Linked DNA regions of Mus musculus: regions 2 and 3 are each linked to region 1. The links are chromatin loops, found by intact Hi-C in ENCODE. Cell type or tissue: left cerebral cortex. All regions are shown on one strand.

What was found. A loop is a pair of places that touch in the nucleus more often than their neighbours do. Peaks named below come from ENCODE experiments on the same cell type or tissue, not always from the same donor. Only the 100,000 strongest peaks of a DNase experiment are listed, where the experiment ranks them.
Region 2: it touches region 1 in a loop (2.1-fold over the local background); 4 of 42 quality-filtered maps call a loop at or near these places.
Region 3: it touches region 1 in a loop (1.9-fold over the local background); 2 of 42 quality-filtered maps call a loop at or near these places.

The regions. Positions count from the first base shown.
Region 1 is chr6:86,192,273-86,197,272 of GRCm38, forward strand. It overlaps Tgfa (transforming growth factor alpha), which reads left to right and starts at 2,950. Exons shown (of 6, transcript NM_031199.5): 1 at 2,950-3,273. The coding sequence starts at 3,234. In left cerebral cortex, CTCF peaks have their summits at 1,725 (motif pointing right), 2,805 and 3,599; DNase peaks (open chromatin) are centred at 879, 1,745, 2,892, 3,154 and 2 more places; H3K4me3 peaks cover 2,356 bases; H3K27ac peaks cover 1,710 bases.
Region 2 is chr6:86,265,231-86,270,230 of GRCm38, forward strand. Tgfa (transforming growth factor alpha) reads left to right here. Exons shown (of 6, transcript NM_031199.5): 4 at 4,700-4,849. Among named protein-coding and RNA genes, the nearest start is that of Tgfa, 73 kb to the left of the region's middle. In left cerebral cortex, no CTCF peak of the experiment used is centred here; no DNase peak of the experiment used is centred here.
Region 3 is chr6:86,273,960-86,278,959 of GRCm38, forward strand. It overlaps Tgfa (transforming growth factor alpha), which reads left to right. Exons shown (of 6, transcript NM_031199.5): 6 at 1-1,785. Among named protein-coding and RNA genes, the nearest start is that of Tgfa, 81 kb to the left of the region's middle. In left cerebral cortex, CTCF peaks have their summits at 1,932 (motif pointing right) and 3,857; no DNase peak of the experiment used is centred here.

The DNA.
Region 1 (5,000 bases):
TCATAGAGGAAGATGGCTAGCAGACCAGCCCGATCAGTGAGCTCTGGGCTTGATTGAGAGACCTTGCCTTAATGAATGAATGAGGTAGAAGGAAAGATGAGGATGATTCAACCTCTGGCCTCTGCATGTGTGCACATTTGTGCACAGGCACCCATACATACAAACATGCATATACGCATAAGCACGCCACACATATGCACATAAAAGGTTTTTTTTTTAAAAAGCTGGAATGTTCTAAAACCATATTATACCAGTTCAAGAAAATCTTGGGGAACAACAAATGATTTTCAAGTATTAGGGCATGTTCTAAACCAGGTGTGGTGGCACACTTCTGTTGTTCCAGCAATGAAGAGGCCCGGGCAGGAGAATAGAAAGTTCCCAGCTATATAACAAGGCCCACCCTAAAAAAGATAGACAGACAGAGAGGGGAAGAGAAGAAGGTGTGAGGGGGAGGCAGTGAGGCAGGGACAGAGTGGAGGAAGAGGTGGAGACAGAAAGAAAGAATGTACTTGGAGTTGTGTACTTTCTAGTTTGCAAGCTGGCAAAATATGTGGGTGTTTACCTGTATGTGTGTACGTGTATCATGCGTATGCTTAGTGCCCATTGAGGTCAGAAGAGGGCACCGGGTTTCCTGGAACTGGAGTTATGGATGGTTTTGAACCACCACGTTGAGTACTAGAATTCCCACTGTACATATTTAGTCCTCTGCAAAAGTAGCAACTGCTCTTAACCTCTGAGCCATCTCTACAGCCCCACAAATTATCTTCTGATTAAAATATTTTCTAGCCCTTCAGGGGACCAGCCCACTTGCTTGGTTCTGCCAGCCTCAACAGTGTGTGGGCAGTGGGCAGAGGACCAGGACATCTGATTCCCAGACAGCTGGCAGCCAACCTCAGCCGCTGCTCTGCACGTGTTCCAGTCCCCAGCCCTGATTCCTTGCCTCTTGTAGCCAAGGGAACAGGCAAGCCCCAGGACAGGACCAGGTCAAACTGAAGGAAGTGAGCCCTCGTGCTGAAGGCCATAGGAAAGTTCTATGCAATGGATGGAGAAAATGACTGTCTGGGGACCCTCACTAGCCAGTCACAAGCATAAAGAAGGAAGTACAATAGTTTCTAGTCAGTGTAGGGAAGGGATGGCTTTCTATATAAACTCACACCGCTTTGTATTGGACCATCCCATCTGTTATGGTGCAGGTCTTAACTGTTCCTCTTATGGTGGGACTGGAGAGATGGCTCGGTGGGTGAGAGCCCGTGTTATCTTGCAGCAGCTCCCAGCACTTGGTAGTATGTAATCATATGTTACCAGCTCCAGGGGGTCAGGAGCCAGAGGAGCAGGTCCTATATAGTTCTGGAGGATCAGACTCCAGACACACATGTACCATATACCATCAAAAAACTTATACAAGCAATATAAACTTTTTTTTTTTTCAAAAAAAAAAGGGGGGGGGGGAACTTGGAGCTTGGTGTGGCTCTACAGGTCTCAAATCTTGTCACTCTGGAGGTAGAATCAGGTAGATTTCTGTGAGTTCAAAGCCAGATGAGACTACATAGTGAGATCCTGTCTCCAAAAACATTAATCAATCAATTAAGACAAAAGGATGCTTGGACTTAACGCCATTTTGTTGTTTGTTGTTTGTTGTTGTTTGGCTTGTTTGGTTTTTTTGGTTTGGGAGGGGTTTTTTTTTCCTCCCCTAAAAGCTCATTTTGCTGCTTGGTTGGGCCCCCAGTGGGTGGCGCTAGAGAGAGATGGTGGAGACTTCAGTAGGTGGGGCCCTATTGGAGGAAGTTAGAACACTGGGAGTGTACCCTTGGAGGGGATATTGGGACCCACTCCCCTGCTTTTGAGCTGAGACGCATGCTCCCCACTATTGTGTCCTTCCCCTTCACAGACCCAAAGCTACAAGACTGGCCAAGGGAGCATGAACTAGAACAGAAAACCAAATCTCCTTTTAAGTTGCTTACCGCGTGCATTTTGTCTCAGCAACAGAAAGCTGGTTAATTAACACAGTACCCACACATTAGGGCCAATCGCTTGGGCCTTCTTTTGGAATCGACGAGGTCCTTTGTTCTTACAATAAACTGGAATTTTCAACTCTGAAACTTTGAGCATCCAGCTAAAGAGACAGCAAGAGAATCCCAAGTCCAACACACCCGACCAACGCCCCACCTGCTAGGAGAGTGGGTCTTCTCTCGAGCAGCTAGGCAGCAGGAAGCAGGAGAGGGGTCAGTCTGATTACTCTATGCCTAGTCGTGGTCTCTCTGGAGTTACTGTCCCCTATGGATGTGCACACACACACATCCCCAAACTCCCACAGGCCATTCATTCTCTATCCAAAAGAAGTCTTCCCTTCTTGTGTTTCCCTCTCATAGTTCATATTCAGGGGCCATCTCAAAGACACAACCCCTGAATGGGCCATCTAGCTGACCCCCACCACCAGCTTCTCCTTAGTTCTGCACTTAATTGTAACAAAGCCAGCTCTTGTTCCGGCTCCTGCTTCCCCGAAGCAGTGGAACAGTAGGGTTGATGCGAGATTAAGTTCATGGTACACAGAGATTCCCTGATCTTCACAATGTATCTGGAGACTCAGAGTGGGGCCAGCAAGGATGGGGACACAGGTGGAAATTCGACTTTAATGAGTGTTTGGCTGACTATGAAGAGAGCGCTTTTCTTGAGTCAGACCTTGCCAGGTAACTGGCCAAGCTCCTGGGTCTCCAGTCTCCTGCTCAAGCGTGTCTTGGAGAAGCCCCTAGCACAGGTGACTGGATCCTGAGCGACTCCGCTCCGCCGCCTACAGCCTGGACGCGGCTACTACGCAGGGGACTCGGGCGGCGACCCTGGGCGCAAGCACTGCAGGGAGGTGTCTGAAGCCAGGCGCTTCCTGCCTGGCCCTTGGCCCAGGGTGGTGACTGGCTGTCGCGATCGGGGCGCAGGTCCCCGCCCCCGGCTTCCAGTCCCCACCCCTGCGCCTTCGGGGGCGCCCCATCGCGGGAGGGTGGTCCGCCTCTCCCCGGTCGCCTAAGGCAGAGAGGTGGCGGGAACCTCCACCTCTTTCCCGTTTCCGCCGCGGGCAGCGCGCCGGCCAGTGCCACCGGGAGGCGCGGTCGTCCCTCCGCCCGCGCGCCGGGGGGCCGGCCCTGTCGCCTGCGCCTTTTTCCCCCGCGCACACCGCGGCGGCGCGCGGCTACTCGCCAACCGCAGGGAGCGCGGTGGCTGCAGCACCCTGCGCTCGGAAGATGGTCCCCGCGACCGGACAGCTCGCTCTGCTAGCGCTGGGTATGTAGGCAACACCCGATGTTCCCGGGCCGCTCCAGCCTGATCTCTGCGTTTCTCTTGAGTCCGCTTGGGAGAACAGAAGAGAGGCGGGTGTTTGGAGTGGGTGGGAGCGTGCGAGCCACCGGGAGTCACCAAGAACTGTGAAGTGGGGGACAGTCTTAGCGAGGTGGCCGCCGGGAGGTGAGATCCGGCCTGAACTTTACTCTGCGCGTCGTCGGCTCGCCGGTGCCCACGCCCTCCTGCCTACCTGCTGGTCGCCGAGCCGGGCTTCTTCAAAGCCGCCTAAGCGCAGGTTGTCCCAGTGCGACCCCTAGGTGGCCCTGGCCTGAGCCCCTTTCGAGTCCCTGGGGGCGGGAGCATGCGTTGCGCATCCGTACCCTTAGCCTTCGACTTGAAGCTCTCCTAGGTGTTGGGTGGGTTTGTGATTTTATTTTCTTTTAATTTTTTAATTTTTTTTTTGGTGCGGATTAATTGTCCTGTTAATGAGCTTACATGGGAGTCTTGGTGTCCCTGTCAGAGGAGGCGGGAGTAACACCTGAGTATAACCAGTTTCCTCAGAGTTGGTTCTTGGACATAAACGCGAGTGGGGGAGGGGACAATCGTCCCCCTCTAATCCCCTGGTGTCTGGGTGGTGGGAGGAACGGCCGCTGCGAAGCTCGAAGCTCGCAAGTGTGTGTTGCTACTCTCAGCTACCTGGTGCAGAGTCTGTTTGACAGAGTGGACTGAAGTACCCGGGTGTCCCAGTCACTGCTGCCGCCTTGTGAATCTTTCTGTCTGATGTTTTCAGCATTTAAAACCCTGTAAGAGGGCTGAAGCTGTAAGTCAGTGGCCAGAGTATTTCAGGCACCAAACCCTGGGTAGGATTCCCCGCCGGGCTCGTGACCCCAGTGCTCAGAAGGTAGAAACAATAGAATCATACTACTACCCTCAGCCATATATAGCGAGTTTGAAACTGAGAACCTGGTTCTAATTAACTATTAATAATTAAAGCCTTAGAAAGTAAGATGTTTGCAATCGTCCCCCACCCCCCCCACCCCCCGCTATTGACAATAGACCCCAGAAGGTGTTTATAACTCCCCTCCCTAAAATGTGCCCAGAGTAGCAGCCTGTCACAGTGAGGAAGCATCCACAGTTCTCTGGCAATCCTGCATTAAAAAGGCTCCTTCTGCTGCAGGAGGGGACACGTTGAGATGTTCCCAGCTTTGCCCTCACCTGAAGTGAGTTATGGGCAGATTTCCTCACTTATTGTTAGAGCTGCCTTTTGGGTGTATTCTATGGTCGGCTTTCACTTCATATATGAAAGCTTCATAATTTAAAGCTGTGAAATTCGCAGCCGGTGGGAAGCCTGCAGGTTATTCCCCATCCAAATGTTTCTTTCCCTCCCCGCACCTCCCCTCAGAATAGTATTACCAAGTAGAACCCTGCGGATGCTTGTGTGGTGTGACCAAGCGGCTCCAGTTCGTTCACCCACTTGGCTTGCACGCTCACTTCATGAAGGAGCCATCCTGTTCCCATTTAACAGACGAAGAAAGAACGGTGCAAAGAGCCACTGTCCTAGGAGGGCCAACCTTATTAAAGACCAAGGAGTGCAAATGTGGAAGGCACTTCACTTGTGGTCAACATATTAGTCCCATCTCTGGGGTTGGGGATGTGGTTTGGAGGACTGACTGTGGAAAAAAAAAACAAAAAAAACCCGACTGTTGGATTTCTTGTGGTTGAGCTCTCTG
Region 2 (5,000 bases), 73 kb after region 1:
AGGACATTCTGTCCCTGCACTTAAAGACCTTCCCAGCTTGGAGGAGCTGACACAGGCAACATTCTGGTCAATAAAACTGACATAGCTGAGGTAGGGCCCCATCTGCCAGGGACTCATAAAGAAGCCCCAGCAAGCTGAGAATGTGGTGCAGAGGCGGGCACTGCTTCTTAGTACACACTCCAAGAAGAATAAGGTCATTAGGTTCCCAGGAAATCTAAAGCAAAATTTTTATACTCTAAAACTAGGGAATTAAAAAAAAACCACCACTAGTTAGACATCTTGAAAATTAGCCTCAAAATGGGCTTGTTTCAGACAAGCCCAGGACTGTTCATCTGAAGTTGCAGAAATCTCGCTGCAGTTCAACATCATGGCAGGAAGGGATGCAGGAAAGAGAAAACTCCAGAGATGTAAGGTCAGAGGTTGCCCTTGTACCAAGGTGGCATAGCCAAGTGGTGGGTCTGCTGACGGAAGGAGGCAGAGTCCACTCAGGTGAGCAATATGGGGAACCACAGGAGACTGTTTCCCACCTGTCTTGAATGTTCCTGGTGACTGAAGACTCTGCCAGCAACCCAGAGAAACACATCTCTGTCACTCAAAGAAAACATTCTCTGATGCCCTGGCCAGGGGGCTGGCCACAATGCATGCCAGGGAGTCTGAACAGCCAGACACCTAGAGAGAGCAGACTGTGAGCGCCATTCCGGCACAGGCAGGCAGCCCTACAGCCACAGAGGTCAGAGCCAGATGGGGGATTTGTTCTCGGCATAGGAACCCCCACAGGCATCTCCACCAGCCTCAGAACAGGAGTCGGGGAGCAAGGTAGTCATGCCAGCACGGGTGTAGTGTGACATTGCCTCCATGGCAGGACTGGAGAGAATTGTACCTTGGTTTTGTCCTGTCCCACCTCCACCCAAAGCATACAGTGGGGGGTCTCTTGGGATCTGAGGTCAGACAGACCTGAGTGGCCCATAGATGTGACCTGGCCCCATTCAACCTCAGTTTCATTTCCCTGTGTGCAGCTGAAGGGACCAGGACATCAAGTGAGAACTCTAAAGGGATTGCTCCTGTGCCTCTGGACACGCGCAACGATCCACATTCGTTGACTTAATTAAGTAGGGTTTGGTCTTCAGGTCCACGTTCAGGCATTTTAAGCTCAGAACACCCGGAGGTGGCAGGGGGTGAGTTCTGTTGTCATCACTGAAAAACTCTAGAAGATGTCCCAAGAGGCCCCTCTCTGAGCTACAGAGGAGGCTCTGGCTTCCCAGCCCCATGGGAAACATAGTAGAATGGGGTGGATCCAGTTCTTTTTGTTATTTCAGACCTGGGAATGGAACCCAGGGCTAAACGAGTGCTCTCTGCCACTGAACCACACCCAGCCCTGAATCTAGTTCTTGATTCAGGTGAGCTCAGTTCTCATTCCACAGGTCCAGGGAGTTTGCTCCCAGCCCAGCCCCGTGGGATGATGCGTGTTAAGCACAAACTGATACAAAATGTCATCAGAGACAGTTTCACTCTGGTCCTTGGCCTCAGATCCTCATACTGCAAGGCAAGCCCTTTCCAACCGAGTCGTCTCCCCAACCCATCCCCTGCTGTCTAATTTCATATTTAACAGAGACATAGCCTGCCTTTGTGTTGAGCACTGCTTACTAATAAGCACAAGACTCCTTTCTTGCTCTTGACTGTGAGGCGGCTTTTACTTCCACTGCATTTTCAAGATGCGGAGTATGTGGTAAAGAGCAGTTACTGGCTCAAAGTTACATAGACAGGAAGTGAAGAAAGGGCTTTGAACACAGGCCAATTTAGCTACAGAGCCTGTGCCAAGTGGTGTACCTTTGAGCTCCTGTCCTGAGGATATAATTTAAAATACAAACAGAGTATCATTGAGTACAGAGATAATATCCAGCCTTGGTTAGCATAGCGCACCAGGCACCATCAGGATGGAAAGAGTTTGAGGACACTGAGGTACAGAAATCAATGTGCTCCATTTAAGGTGGGTGGGCAGAGGGTTTTTGCTTTCTGCTTTTCTTATGTGTATTGCTGGGAATCGAACCTAGGGCTTTGTGAATGCTAGGCAACACTGTTGCTCTGAGCTACATCCTCGGTCCAGCAAACCTGAGATTGTTGATTTGGTTTTTTTTTTTTTTTAATTCAGGTTTTTTTTATTGTTTGTTTCTTTTTTTAAACTGTTTTACAGTTTCTTCCATTTATGTAATGAATTTTAGACAATTATGCATGCATACACGCACATGTGCATTTCCCTTTTATCTGCCTGCCAGAGGTAGAAACGGCATCAGGGTGAGGGTGTGACTCATCTGTGGCCAGGTGAGGTGACACTCCTCCCTCCTTGTGTGACTTGTGCTTAAAATAATCAGCATAATTAAGTCTAATATTAGAAGATTGGGAATTAAAGAGAAGACAAGCTGTCACTTTTTATCTTCATCCCACTCAGGAGGAACTGATAAGAAGCAGGGCATCTTGTAGGTCAAGGCTAGCCCCCAGGAGCAAGGAGACTGAGGAGAGAGGGTGGACACTGGTGGAGCTGCAGATGTCCGGTGATGGATGGGGTCTGGGAGGCACTGAGTGAGCGAGCCATGGGAAAGTAGACAGGCTGGTGTGTGGATGAATGTAGAAAGCATGTAGTTTTTGGAGAATGTGGTCTGTGGGCGTAGTGTCGGGAGAGTAAGGAATTGTGTTTCAGGTGAGAGATGCCAGACTTGAGGTGCCCAAGCACCTGTGTGTGGCTACCCTTGCATACATCTACCCCAGGGCTAGTAGGGACCATGTGGACCACTCAAACTGGCAGGATGTTAAAGGAGTAGATTAAGACCCTGCATTGAGGAGCTGTCAAATGTCACAGAAAGGGTACCCATAACTCAGGTGGCATCTGGGAGGTAGGGACATCTGGGCCCAGAGTCAGGTCATGAGGATGGGCTGAGAGAACCTGTCTCAGTTGTCTAGATACGAACAACTCAGACCCTGTGTGGCCCAAGCCAACAGCTGATCCCCAACCGGCCCTGGGTTCTGTCGCACTGTTGCCATTTCCCAACTGCCCTCTGGGGAAAGACTGCTGTCTACCCAGTGATCTGGGTCTCCTCTCTGCTTCCCCTCAGGTTTGTTTGTTTAGTTAGACAGAACCTGTCTGTACCTCCACAGCACTGAGCCAGGAGAGTTAGTATAGACGGCCTGACCGACAGACATTCTCTTATTTCCCCATTTTCCCGACCTGGCTTTCTTATTTCCCAAGGACATGAGCCATTTACACCATGATCAACTTTAGCTCTCATCTTTTTTAGTCTCTCAAGATAAAAGGCTAAACCATAGTAAGCCTACCAGCCTGGCAAAGGTGAGGGAGCCAGATCCCAGACGTGGACTCAGTACAAATGTCCTTCAAGTCCCAAAGGGAGTGGGTGTAGGGACAGCAGGTGACTTGACTTTTTCATGACAAGATTAAATGAGAGAACACACCAAGCATCAGAGAACCCCAACCAAAGAACAAGCAGCCAAGCTTGGTGGTATGCTGCAGTCATCCAGACATTCAGAAGCTGAGGCAGGAGGATCATGAGTTTGAGCTAGCCAAGGCTACATAGCCAGACCCTGTCTCAAAAACAAAACAACAATAAAACTAACTCAAGTACCTGAGTTTCAACTACAAACCACCTCTGGATGGGTCCAGGGAGGCTGTGTGCCCTTGCATCTGTAGCTTCTGTAGAAATGTTCAGCATCTTCTGGTTACCACTAACCTTGAACCCCTGCACCACCTGTCCCTGCATCATCCAAATGCTGATGCTTAGCCCTGGACAAATGCCATAATCTGAGAGAACATACCCTGTTTCTCCTGTAGCTCCATGAGCCTCTCTGGGAGCTGAGAGGACTCAGGGACTCCACCTGAAATGGCTGTGGAGCCAGCCTGTCACAGTGGCAGCAGTGGCAGGCGCCCAGATCCTTTTTGTGGTCTTTGTTCTTTGGAGCCCCCCCCTTTTTTCCTTCCATTAATTGATTTATTTAATCACTTTATATCCAATTACTGTTCCTGCTCCTCCCGGTTCTCCCTTGACCCAGTCCCTCCTCTCCCTACTGCCTTTCCCCTTATCCTCTGAGAGGATGGACTCCCCTGTGGGTAGCAATCTATATAACCTGGTAACTGAGGAGGCAGAAGGATGCTTGGGGCTTGGTGGCCAGCCAGCCTTGCCATTTAGGTAAACTCCAGATACAGCAAGAAACATTGTCTCCAAAATAAGGCAGAAAGTAATACATAAAGAGACTCAACATTGACTTCTGGCCTTCGCAGATGTGCATACACCCATGCACCTGTACCAGCGCGTGCGCACACGCACACACACACACACACACACACACACACACACACACACACACATACACACACAGAGTAAAGATAACCAGCCGCTTCATCACCTGTCAAAATGGAGATCTTGTCATCAGTGCTGCCATTAGCACTCCAGGGTTAGTTAGCACAAGGACAGCGATCACAAGTGTGTCCTTGGCAAAGCAGGGGATCAGTTTCCTCTCCCCTCAGCAAGCAGCGCCTCGGCAGGAGAGTAGACTCACTACGCCACACCTGTGTCTCCAATCACAAAGGATACCTCGGCCCTTTGGGGCTTGTCCAATGCCCCAGATCCTTCCAACTCAGCCTTGGGTAAGGAGTCCTCGGTCAAGGGCGGGCTAACACTCCTTTCTCCCACAGCTGCCACTCTGGGTACGTGGGTGTTCGCTGTGAGCATGCAGACCTCCTGGCTGTGGTGGCTGCCAGCCAGAAGAAGCAAGCCATCACTGCCCTGGTGGTGGTCTCCATTGTGGCCCTGGCTGTCCTCATTATCACCTGTGTGCTGATCCAGTGAGTATCTGTCATCTGCGAGTTCATGTCCCCCACCTGCCTGCTCTGCCAGGGGCATTTGAAGTATGGCCACACAAAAGGGCCATCAGCTTGCCGTTGTGACGCGAGAGTGGTGTTGGCTGAGCTGCGAGGACAGTTACTGTCTCCCCAC
Region 3 (5,000 bases), 82 kb after region 1:
ATGTTGTCATCCAAGACTAAGCAGAGGTGGTAAACGCTTAGCACGAGCACTCGATGGTGAAGGCAGAGGATCTCGGGAGGACCTCAGCTTTAGTGTCCAAACGGTCCTGTTCTCAGGTCCAGCCAGTCGCAGCAGCCAGTACCATCCCAGTGCCTGTACACAGATGCAGCTGGCTCAAACACCTCCCAGAAGTGCCTTCCCATCAGTCTACCCTTTGCAGAGTCAGAGGCTGAGACTAGGTTGAGACAAGTCCGGTTGGACATCGTCCCTGCCCCGACGTATGACAGCCCTGCTGCGTTGGTGACTTTGATTTTGGAAGTCAGTCAGACAAACGCTGTGTACCTTCTCCTGTGCCATGTCACAGCACAGATGGGCCTGGTTAGCTGTACCAGCGCCCTCCTGTCAGTTCACACTGGCCCTCTCTTGATATTTAGTACAGCTACTTAATCAGGAGCACTCTTAGCAGCTAGGCAGGTCAGAGGGCAGTACAGTTGATTCAGTGACTCAGGGGACTAGGGCCATTCCCATTAAATGAGCTGAAATTAATTCTAGAGACATTGAGACAGCTCAGTTAGCAATGGCACTTACCAAAATCCCAGATAACCTGAATTCAATCCCCTGGGATCCCATCTGGTGGAAGGAGAGAACCGGCTTGCCCAGGATGTCTTCTGATTTCTACGTACACGCACACGCACACACACGCACGCGCACACACACGCACACACACGCACATATGAGTACACACAAAGTCTAAGTTTTTAAAATAAAAATTCTAGAAAGACCTCTACACCTCTAGCTATAACTTTAAACACACCATGGGACATGTTTTCTCCACGGAAAAGCACAATTGGAGACCCAGTCTGAAATGAAAGATAGATTCCAGGTGGACATACACAGAACCAAACCATGAGTTAGTTTGTCATGTGCCCCAGAAAAAGGTGGGAACAATAATCCCAACATCCCTTTCCTCTCCCCCCCCAAAAAAGGGGGGGAGGAGGCATGGTTGGTACCCACCCACCTGCACTGGTGAGGGAAGTGACTATGTCCCTGAGTCCTAGATGGTGACGTTGGTCCCTTCAAGTCCCCAGGCCAGGTTTCCTAGTGCCTATGAGGCACTGGATAGACCAGCAACACTCTGACACTGCCTACAGGCCCCAGTCCTGTAATGAGTAATAAACTTGTCTCTCTCCCAAGGCCAAAGGGAGGCCACCCCAGACAACACATTTTTCACACAGGGTTGTACTCTATAGCCCAGGCCAACCTTGAACCCATGATTCCCCCGCCTCAGCCTATTGGAGTACAGGTGTGTACCTCCATACCTGGCTTATGTTTGTTTTCTAATGTTCTGGTGTCAGATGTATTCCCTGAAGCCATTGATCTATCTCAAAGACACAGTGTTGCACGCACACATGTGTGCATGTACACACACACAACTGGAAAGTAACTCCTCTCCACAGTGTAATAAGTTTATTATAAGGAACCTGATGCTGTTTTTAGAACTCATCTTTCTGACTTCTGTATATGATGCACTGAAGGTTAATATGTAATGTTTTAATTTATTTTATGTGGTAAGTTAATTTTGGTTTTCTGTAATGTATTAATGTGATTAGAAGCTTTCTTCCTTAATATCTGAATTATACTTAAAAGAGTAGTGAGAAATATAAGATACTGTTGTGTTTTTCAGAGTGTGTATTGTTACTCAGTTGTATTGTACCTTGTTTGGAAGGATGAAGGAATGAACTCTTTTTTTTTTTCCTAAATCTCAAGACTGAAGTTTTTCTTTAATGTGGCTGGAGCGAAATTTTCTTTGCGAATGTGAATGAGGGGGGGAAAGCCAATTTTTTACCAGATTTATTTTTATTCTTAATTATGTGTATTCAATCATGTGTGTCTATATACGGGAGTGTGTGTGCCTGAGTGCAGTTACTGTCAATAGCCAGAAGAGGGCAGTGGATCCCCTGAATCTAGTGTTACAAGAGGCTGTGAGCAGCCTTACATGAGTCCTGGGACACTAACTCAGGTCTTTTGAAAGAACAGTAGACAATCATAAGCATGAAGCCATTCCTTGAGCTCTAGATGATTTTTGTGGGGATCTTAAACCCGACTGTACTTGACCCCTGTCTGCCTAATGAAGTTCTTTCTACTACCTGGAGGAAAACTATCACTTCATCCTGTGCAGAGAGGAACCAGTCTGCTGGGAGTCCTAACCGCATGTGAAAATGCCTCTGGGTTATTTCCTGACAGCATTCATAGAAACCATGAGATGTGAAGGTAGACAGACAGTGTGGATGGCTGTGTGTGCTATATATTAATATTTCTTAGAACTGTTAGGAATACAGAGCTTGGGGAACAGCCTACTAAATTCCAGGGGTCCGCCCCTGCTGCTCTGCCTTCTGAGGCTCCCTGCTAACATCCTCCAGGCTGAGAATGGCTGTGCTGTCGGACTCCGGGAAGGTTCTGTGTGAGGCTGTTCTTAGGAAAAGCTTTGCAGAGTACTGCAGAGCAATGGCATTCAATTACCCTGTGGGGTTTGTTCTAGCTTCCATCCTGTTGTGATAAAAAAAAAAAACTGATAAAAAGCAGCTTAGGGGAGAAAAGGGCTTGCTCAGCTTCCAGGTCACCACCATTGCTAAGGGAGGTCAAAGCAAGGACCTGGAGCAACGTGTCACATCACGTCCACAGTCGAGAGCAGAGAGGAGCTGGGTGATAGTGACTCACACCGCTAATCCCAACTCTCAGAGGCAGAGGCAGAAAGAATTTAATGAGTTCAAGGCCATCCTGGTCTACATAGCAAGCCTCTGGATTCCAGGATACCCAGAACTACAGAGAGAGACCTTTCTTCACTCCCCCACTGTTCAAGGCCCAACCCTGGTGGCACCCACACTCAGGGTGAATGAGTCTTCTCGTCTCAAGGAACAAACAGGACAGACCCCTACATGCCACAGGCTAGCCTGACCTAGACAAGTCCTCATTGGGACTCTCTTCCTAAGTGATTCTAAGTTGTGTTGAGTTAAAGTTAAAACTAGCCAGCAGAGAGTTACAATGCATAGCAACCCAAATGCCAAGGCTACATCTCTGGATCTTCTCCGCACAGCCTTGTAGAAAGGGTACACAGGCCTGTCTCTCATGTGCCCCAGCCCTTGGGACATACTGCTGGTCTCCAACTGCAAGGAATGCTTCTAGAATTGTCCACCCAGTCCCTGTAAGTCTTTAGCAAACCATCTCTATGCCTCTCCAGTACATGGGCATCACATGTAGGGTTCAGTAGCTCACAGCCAGGGATCAGGAATCAAAGAGTTGGTTCAAGCACTTTTCAGTGAGAGACAGAGCTATGGAGATCCCTGTGTGGGTCCCAGATGCTGCTTTCTTGATTACCTTGAAGAAAAATGGATGCTCCTACGAGGAAGACCACTGGTTTGTGCTCAATGTTATGCACAAATGGACGACAGCTTTACAGGAATTTTATTCTTGGGCATAAAAATAAATTGAGTTTTGGTGCTGAGGAGGAAGCAGGGTATGGCCTCTTTGCAAGAACCCTGGGCCTGATGAACATTTTATACCCGGGGATGCAGATTCCCTGAAAGTACTTGGGTCTTCTGTCTGGAGTCCTGCAGGAAACCCCTAGGAGAGAGGGAAGCTGGGGCACTAAAAGCCTGCACCACTAGCACATGGCGCATGGCAGAGCAGGATTGTGGGAACATGGGTGTCATCCCAGGAAGACACCACAACCCTGAAATAGAGTGTCCTTCCCCCTGCATTGTGCACAGCCCCCAGGCTGGGTGTGGGACTTCTGCTGCCTGTCAAGAAGGAGACCCAGAGGTCAAGTCCTGGGTGAGCATCCTGCCCTGCTTCTCCTCACCTTGCCACTTGGGGGCCTTGCTGCTTGTTCTTGTTCTTGCGCATCTGCTCACTTCCCACCAGCTTAGCTTAGAAAGCAGAGCTAGAACAGTCTCCATGTGCGCAGCCTGGTGCCTGGTTCTTAGAATAAAAACCTAAACGTGATCCTAAATGCCAGAATATGTGGTCCCACTCGCGCTCCCGGCCTCTGATGACCTTTAGGATGACAGAAGGCATGGTGGAAGGGTGTCAGGAAAATTCCAGAGAGCCTGGGACTGGTACAGCCACATTAAACACATGATGGTGTCAGCATTTCACATGTTAATGTGGTTAAGGGACTGGAAAGATGGCTCAGCAGGTGAAGCACTGTCACACTTGGGGAAAGCACAAGTTCAAATACTGTGAACCCACATGAAGCTGGGTTACATATCTGGAATCTTACTCACATACTTACAGATACGCACATGTACATACATGCATATGCATGTTGCATACATACATACATGAACATACCTACTTACAGATATACACATTCACGTGTGTGCACATACACATATACATACATACACAAACACACCCAGAGACACAATGCACATACATACATGGACACACATACTTACAGATACACACATGCGCATACACACATACATACATGGACACACACAGATACACACATGCACACACACACATGCATATACACACAGACAGCCCAGGGACCTGGTATGTGAAGCTCACAGCCAGCACTGGTCTTCATTTTCATCTCCTTCCTCTAATCTAATGAAATGCTATCTTCAACTACATCAGAAACACACCCCAAGCATCCTGTGACACTCTTCCTTCCACGTGGCTTTAAAGGCCACCCAAGTAAATATGGCTGGCTAGTCAAATAGCCAAGGCTTCATTACAGCTGCGCCCAAGCCTTACCTGAGAGTAGACTCGGATGCATCCTGGGAGATTTCCATCCTGAGAAGGAGGGTGTGAAAGACAGGACTCTGACAGAGGCAGTTAAGCTCCCATTTCAATGCTGTGGCTTTCACTTGGTCTCTGAGAAGACACAAGCAGTCTCAAAAACATTAATCTATAACTAGAAGTTTCCTTGAAGGTCTACTTAAAATACTGACGTAAGAGAAAAGGCAAAACTCAAAAGTCTGGCACAACAACAT